Linked DNA regions of Mus musculus: region 2 is linked to region 1. Evidence: chromatin contacts called from ENCODE Hi-C or POLR2A ChIA-PET data. All regions are on one chromosome and are shown on one strand. Each heading gives the region's core, a stretch centred on a gene start or an enhancer-like site at or near the end of the contact. The rest is flanking DNA. Distances are from core to core; before and after follow the strand shown.

Region 1 (3,804 bases), core at 593-3,092:
TTGGCTGCCCTGGACCTCACTCTTCTTAAACTTAGCTCTAGTGACATTTTCCTACAGAAATGTTTCAATGTTTCAATTTCTTAAGAATGTTGATCTTTGAACTTCTCAGTCACCTAAAAATAATTTCTAACAGACAACTCTTTTTAAGGCTGAGGAAAAGATTAGTAATTAGTATCCTTAAGAAGTATATGGCCTCTTATTAATGCAACAGTTCTAGAAGGTGCCACAGTACATAATAACACACATACACACACACACACACAGAGAGAGAGAGAGAGAGAGAGAGAGAGAGAGAGGAGGGAGGGAGAGACAGAGAGACAGAGAGTGACAGAGACAGACAGAGAGAGAGAAGAGAGAGAGAGAGATCCTCTATATAGAAGTAATTTACTGCTATATACTTACAAGTGCTAAGAAGACATATGTGGCCTCGTTTATACACAACTGTAGCCTTCAGAACTATTTTCATTTCATTTAGTTTACACTACTTTATTTTGAAAAAAGCAGAGTATTATATATAGCTTTTTAAAAAATGGCTTTCAAGCCATAATGAGAATGAAAAGTATTTTAAGTGCAGACATTAAACTTTTTATGTGATACGGGGGAATACACACTACAAATTAAGAAATCTATTTCTAGACTCAGTTTCGCCTGTAACCAACTACACAGCTTCTTGCAAGTTAATTATTATTCTTAAGCTGTGAAGAAAGTAATTTATATTCAATGATGCTAATCTTAGCTTTCTAAGAATCTACCACAATTCAAGTATTCTCAAATGCTGTCATTACGGTCCAATTAAATTCCTCTCATGTTCACATATGGAGTTAGACCTTCAGTTTTTGTCTCAATTTGACCTTAAGAAGAGGCCAAGTAAGTTGCATACTCAAGATAGACTTCAGAAGAAGAACTGGGGGAAGATTCTTTTCTAAGATGGGATGGTGTTGGGCAGGCAGGGAAGTACCAAGCACCTAGGTATGCAGGAGAGCTGGTTATTCTCCAGTTCAGAGCACTGACCAAGATTTATGTATGCTTCTAGGGTGCAGAGGTTGCAACAAGGCTAGCAGGAGGCTCTAGCAGAGCCTGTCAGATAATCACATCCTCCACCTTTTCAAATTCCTATTCTCCCAGTCGACACCAAACCAGACTCCAGTTCCGGGTTTCCAACCAATCACATTAAGCCACAACAGAGGGCTTTGCCAGCCGGTTTCAAGGATCCAGAGAGAGATTCACACGACCCCAACACCTGTCGGCTTCTAACGCCCCTCCATGTGGGAGAAAACATTAGGTGTACCCTAGGTCCCTTAGGATTCTGGTGCCCCAAGCAGGTCCTCAACGTCCACAAAACTGAAACGAACTCCAGGGGCCTCAGCGGTGACCTCCCTCCCACGGATCACTCACTCCCCCCAAGGCGAATTCTCCTATTTGCAGGTTCCAAGCCCTGACTGTGCTTTCGCAGGCCTTGTGGACCGCAGGCTTAAGGAGCCAAAAGAACGGCCAAAGTGAAGGTAGTGCCCGGGGGTGCACGCCTCGCCAGCGGAGGAGAGTCGAGGCAAGCAGGGGGCTGCACCGTTCCCCCTCGCGGAGGGCGGGAGGCGTTCAGGGACACAGTCGGAGGGTTTGTCACCCCGACATACACTCACCAGGAGCAGCAAGGAGCATCTGAGGTCTGCTAAAGACAGGAAGACCGCAGGATTCATGGTAACGACGGGGTCGACGGCGGGGTCAGGAGGTGGCGGCTGGGACTGGACCGGGCTAGAAAAGGGCTGGGCTCCGGGGCCGGCGGCAGCGGCACCTCGTCCTCTCGACCCGGAGCTCCAGCGGCGAACACCCGGGACAACTTCCAGAGAGGCCTCTCACGCCCTCACTTCCGGGTCCTGCCCATCTCGAAGCACGTCGGGAAATGTAGTCCATACTGTAGTTTCATTGACCATGTCATCGGAGAGCTGGGACTCTCTTTCCCAGTAAGCCCTGTGCCCACGACGGCCAAGCCATCTGTGCGCGGGGCTCTTCGGGATTGGAAGGGACCGCGTACCTCTGTGCCTCCGGGACGGGAACTACAATTCCCAGAGGGCTGTGCAGCCTGGAGCCCCAGGCTACTTCTTCAGAGCTCCCGGGCTCTAGTGTCCTGGGGTCTGTTCCTGTGGGCGCAGTGGCCTGGCTTGGCGGTAGGGGCGGCCCCGTGAGGGTTGTGCCTCCTGGGGCGGCCCCGGGACGCCATTCTTGGAGTCAGGGGTGAGTAGGAAGCGGTCCAGCATCGGCGGCTCGGGTAGGATGGAGAGCACCGCCCCGGGCTGCTGCTGCGTTTTCTTGGCCCGCCTGATCTGAGGTGTGGCCTGAGCCTCCATCCCTGGCCTCCAAGCTGCTGCCTCTTCTTTCTGTGCTACTTCCTCCGTTATATAAGGAGAATCACCACTGGGGCTTCGGTCAATCACTTACCCAGGGTTGTTTCAGAGGGTCCGTGAAACGAAGAGAACAGGGATGGGAAAGCATGCTGTAAACTGTAAAGCGCAGTGCCCAAGTGGCCGTGACCACTTCTTACAGTACAATTACGAAGTAACCAAGTAATAAAGGATTTTAACTTGGTGTATGGTAGCTTTCCAGAATCTTCTGTGAACATCCAGCTAGATCCACGTGCCTGGAAAGTTAGCCACATCATCACTACTTAGGAGGCATTCTTCATTTGTGATTCTCCCTACTCCAGTTCTTTGCTTCAGCCTTCCTGCTGCCTGAAGTGGCCTTACCCTTTTTCTTTCTGGCTTGCCATCTCAAGTGTCACCACTTCTGACATTTGATTCCCCTGACATCTGTCACAGTCACCAAATCTTTCTTCCTAAGCAGAATTTCTTTTTTCTGTGTGTGAGCTCAGCACCACTACGTTTGCATAGCAGTAATTAGAGTGTTTATTGCACAGGCTTATTTTATAATTATTTAATGATGATGATACATTTTAAAGCACTAACAAAGTGGCTTTGATTTCTTTCTATAAAAAATTATTTATTGGGGTGGGGACAACAAGGAAATGAGCATCTCTGCTAAAGGAGAAGAAGGAGGAGGAGGAAGAGGAGGAGGAGGAGAAAGAAGAAGAAGAAGAAGAAGAAGAAGAAGAAGAAGAAGAAGAAGAAGAAGAAGAAAATGATGAAGAACTAGCAACAGCACCTAGAGGAATGGCTTTCCCAGGGAGACAAAATTAAAGTGTAGTGGAGCCAATACTTAAACCCACTATTTCCTAAGGCAGTGGCCTTATCAATGTAACATTCATCATGTTCTCTGACCAAACCCAAGTTTCATTAAAATAAGAAATTGATAAACAGTAGGATTGGTTATGGTGGTATATGCTTGTCCTCCCAGCACTTGAGAGGTTGAGATGGAAGGATCAGGAGTTTAAGGCCAGTGTGGGCTACATAATAAATTCCCAGGCAACCTAGTCTTTGAATTTCAAGACCCTATCTTTCAAAAAATAAAGGGAGAGAAAAGAAAGAAAAGAAAGGAAGGAAGAAAAGAACAGAACTCATTATTCCCTGAAGCTAAACTTTGGTCTGATTTACCCTTTGGACTTGAGACTCACCCATGACATTTCATAGCTTTCACTTAGCACCAGCTGAATACCTATTACTGTGCTGACTGCTAGAATTGTGGTTAAGCAATATAATTATTAAAGAAATAGAAATAACTATTTTAACATTTTTCAAAGTAGCAAGTAAGGTTTTTTTGTGGTCTAGCAGGCCTAAAACTCTGTTCACGTTGGATCCACAATGATGTTTTAGAATTCAGAACAGTACCTAGAATAGTTGGCACTCTACTTGTTAA
Region 2 (3,804 bases), core at 965-3,464, 230 kb before region 1:
CTCGCTCGCGCCCGCGCCTCCCTTCCAGCCCCCTACCCTCGGCCCCACGTTGCCGGGCATCAGACAGGGTCGAACCGAGTACAAGATGGCGACTCGGCAGTCCGCTCTCCGGGCAGAGTCGGGGCGCCCCTTAGCGCGGCGCGCGCGTGCGCGCGCCCGACGTCCCACTAAAAATAGCTGGGACCCGTCTATATTTGGTTCGCCGGATCCCGGCGCGGACGCGCGCGTCCCACCCCGCCCCGCCCCACGCCGCGCCGCGCTGAATGGAGACGGGAGGGGGTGACCGAGGGGAATCTACTCCGCTATCTGCCGCGCGCGCCGCCGCCTGGGCCCGGCCAACCGCCCAATTTAGAAACATCGCCTGCGTCAATCACGCGCCTCGCGTGCGTCAGCGCCGCGCGGCTCCAGGTCCTGCTCCCCCAACCCCCAGCCTTTGAATGGATTCAATGTAGGAGCGCCCTCCTTCCTTCTGGGCTAGGATGGGAACGCACCCGCAGCCAGGGGGCTCGGTTCCTCTGGACTGGGACAACTTTCGGAGCGTCCGCTCACGGTCTTAAGCACACCAGCCGGCTAAAGTGAAAGTGGAGGCGTAGACAGAGAGACACACTATGCATGTGTTGTTTTGTTTTTCGAGTTTCTGGTCCTAGTTCGAACCTTCTTAGATTCTGAAGCATGTGCTATGACTAGGGGATCCTATTCCCCCAACTTTGCCACCCACACGCTCAATTGTTGGGGCAGATCAAAAGAAAATGCCACTTGAGATTCTAGCAGACCACTGGAGACCGCGTCTGTCTGTGTTGTTTCATTCTAACGTCTTCGTAAAAAAAAATTTTTTTTTCTGAAAGAGGTTACTTTCAGTTAGCAGCAACCTTTGGAACTAAGAGTTCTTAACTCAAACATGTTTTGTTTTGTTTTGTTTTGTTTTTGTTATTTGTTTTGTTTTGTTCTCAGCAAGAAAGTGACACCCTAAATTTTTTTCCAGGAAAAAATCGCTGTCCCTTATACAGTCGCCCAGACTTTCTACATACTTGGAAGACAAATGTACCTCCCCCCCCCCGCCCCCCGCCCCAGGAGACCATAGTTAAGATCCCCTAGAGACAACCTAATGAATCCTGTTGACTGATTTTGAATATTTCATTTGAGAGGTGGAAGGGGAGGCATCTACAACCCTCAAATGCGAGTTGAGTTCCATGTCTGACCCGGTGCTGGGGAGTAGAGGAACAGTCAGACTCACTCAGCTGTTCAACACGTGTGGTGTGTTTGTTTTATATATAGTTTCTCGTGCAGCGCGCGCGTGGCTGGATGTGCACTTCTTTGGATTATAAAGCGTCCAGTCAAGAACCTCACACCATAAGTAAAAAGAAATAAAATCTTGTCCCTGGAACTGTCTGCATCCTAGGGTGAAACACTAACAGCATGACAGGAGGAAGAGGCAAATTAGCCTAGGCGCAGAGGGCCAGAGGGACGTAAACAGCCTTAGAACCATTGCATGAGGGAAGCACAGCTGCACCTCTGGGAGTCTTCGGCCTGGTGCCAGACTCCTTCAGCTGCGACTGCCAGGTCACTCGGAGAAGCTGGCTGGCGTAGCCTTCCCTTTCGGAAGAGCTGTCCTCTCTCTTACCCCCTGGACCTGGCTAGATGCCTCGGGGCAGCCTCGGAGGCGAGCCAGCAGCACTCCTCCAACTCTGCTCCACCCGGAGCCTGACAGCTGGGCGGTCCCGCCTGACCCGCGGGCGGGCTGCGGCACCCTCTGGTAGACCGGCGCCCTGGCAAGCGGCTCCCGTGCAGAGGGGTTGGCCGCGCGAATCTGAGAAGCCTCAGGGCTGGGGTCCGCAGCTCCCCGTGGTTTCCATTGTGCGGCCGTGAGAATGGCCGGAGGACGCGCGCACGCGCGCGCGCACACACACACACACACACACACACACACACACACACACCCTCGCACACGCGGAACCGGCTGGGCCAGGGGAGGGAGGAGGAGGGTGACGTAGCGTCCCATGTCGTCACATTGACGTCTCGCATTCCAGGCACTCTATGGAGAGGCTGCTAGGGCTCCTGTGGCATAAATGACGTGCCGAGAGAGCGAGCGAACGCGCAGCCGGGAGAGCCGAGTCTCCTGCCTCCCGCCCCCCACCCCTCCAGCGCCTGCTCCTCCTCCGCTCCCCATACACAGACACGCTCACACCCGCTCCTTCACTTGCACACACAGACAGACACACGCGCGCTCACACGCTCCGCACACACACTCCACTCTCTCCCGCGCGCTCACACCCCTCTCACCCGGCTCCCTCGCCAGTGTCGCGCCGCGCCGCGCCGCAGCCGGACGCCCCTCCAGGGCTCACTTTGCAACGCTGACAGAGCCCGCAGTGTCCGTGGAGGTGGGAAACGTGGCGACATCCTACCCCCTGGTCGCAGCCGGAGACTGGATGCCTGCGGAACCTCTCGGCGGCGCTCTCCCATGAGTTGGGATCGCAGCATCCCCCGCCAGCCGCTCACCGCCTCTGGGAGCCGCTGGGTTTGTGCACCGCAGCCCTTCCGGGACAGCAGCTGTGACTCTCCCCCAATCCAGATTTCGGGGTCGCTCTCTAGAAACTCGCTCTAAAGACGGAACCGCCACAGCACCCAAGTACGTACGATATGCCCAGTTAATGTGGGGACTTGCTTAAAAGTTGGCGCGCTGGGAAGTGTCGCTCCTGAAATTGACAACTTTTAATATGGGGTGGCCCCCTCCCGCCGCCTCCCCTTTCAGGTTTTCTCGCCCAGCTACCGGTGGGTTCCAAGCTGAAACTTTTCCCTTGTAGCTGGCCCTCAGGGACTCTGAAGCTTGTGAGATTCCTCTCCCCACCCAAAGAGGCTAAAAGCCTCTAACAAAGAGGAGGACCTGGATTTGTGCTGTAGCTGCTCCAGCGTCGTAATTCAGGGTATTTCGGCTCTAGTTGTCATGGTAATGATGCTCTCGGCGGCGGCGGCGGCGGCGGCAGCGGCTGCCGCTGAGGCAGAGTTGGAGCCCCGGTGATGAACGGCAGTAATTTTCCTGCCTTTTAAGTGGAATTGGAAATAGGGACTCTGGTGGGTCCGAGTTAATGTGTCTAATGGTGAAACGGAGCTGGTTGTCTGGGAGAAAGCTTAGGAGGGCCAGTGCCTGGGCAGCAGCGGCCGGAGTTTGCAGAGGCTCTGGAGGAGCTCAGCAAAGAGGGTGTAATTGTAGGAATGCGGCTTATTGTATTGAAATGAGCCCCGGGCTCCACTAGGCACGTCTGCCTGGCGTCGCCGACTTGCTGGTTTACACTTTTCCCCATGGAGGTAATCGGGTGTAATTGCCGACTCTCGCGCCCCGACACGCGTGGGGACCAGGTCCCTCTTCTCCAGGCCTTGGCTGGTGTGGGAAAGGCTTGTGTTACTTTTCAATGAGCTTTCGGAGAAGTTGCTCCGAGTGTTTTCTTCTTAGTAGAAAGGAAAGTTCTCGATGGTGAAAAGGGGAGCCGAGCAGCGGAGCGCAGCCGGCGGAGACTGGCTTTCAAAGGCACCTCTCGAACCTGTTGGAGGCTTCCGGCAGTCATGCGGGAGCTCATGAGCATTGGTCCCTTGATTTCCAAGAACGTTCTTGGAGCTGGCCTTTTGTTTATGTGCCCGGCTTCTCCCGAGGGAAGAGCCGCGGGGACTGTGGTCAATAGTGCTCTGGAGCTGCTTATCCTAGGGCCTGGGAGGGCTGGGAGAGAGGTTACAGGGTTCGGTTCGGCCATTCCTCCGCTGTTCCAATTCTGGAGCTCCTTTGCCAACAATCGGGAAATGTTTCTTATAGAA

The links. Hi-C counts contacts between places; a loop is a spot of excess contacts on that map. ChIA-PET counts read pairs that join two places held with the same protein, here RNA polymerase II (POLR2A).
Region 2: a map of left cerebral cortex shows a loop between it and region 1 (7-fold over the local background). The contact joins the promoter of Nr4a3 here to the promoter of Erp44 in region 1. A Hi-C loop is called at or near these places in 5 of 37 maps with a recorded cell type or tissue (T-helper 17 cell, T-helper 2 cell, heart and 1 more). POLR2A ChIA-PET finds 5 or more read pairs at or near these places in 3 of 5 experiments (Patski and embryonic stem cell).

The regions. Positions count from the first base shown.
Region 1 is chr4:48,277,747-48,281,550 of GRCm38, forward strand. It overlaps Erp44 (endoplasmic reticulum protein 44), which reads right to left and starts at 1,843. Exons shown (of 12, transcript NM_029572.3): 1 at 1,638-1,843. The coding sequence starts at 1,694. Invs (inversin) reads left to right here and starts at 2,014. Exons shown (of 17, transcript NM_010569.4): 1 at 2,014-2,229.
Region 2 is chr4:48,043,091-48,046,894 of GRCm38, forward strand. Nr4a3 (nuclear receptor subfamily 4, group A, member 3) reads left to right here and starts at 2,215. Exons shown (of 8, transcript NM_015743.3): 1 at 2,215-2,626.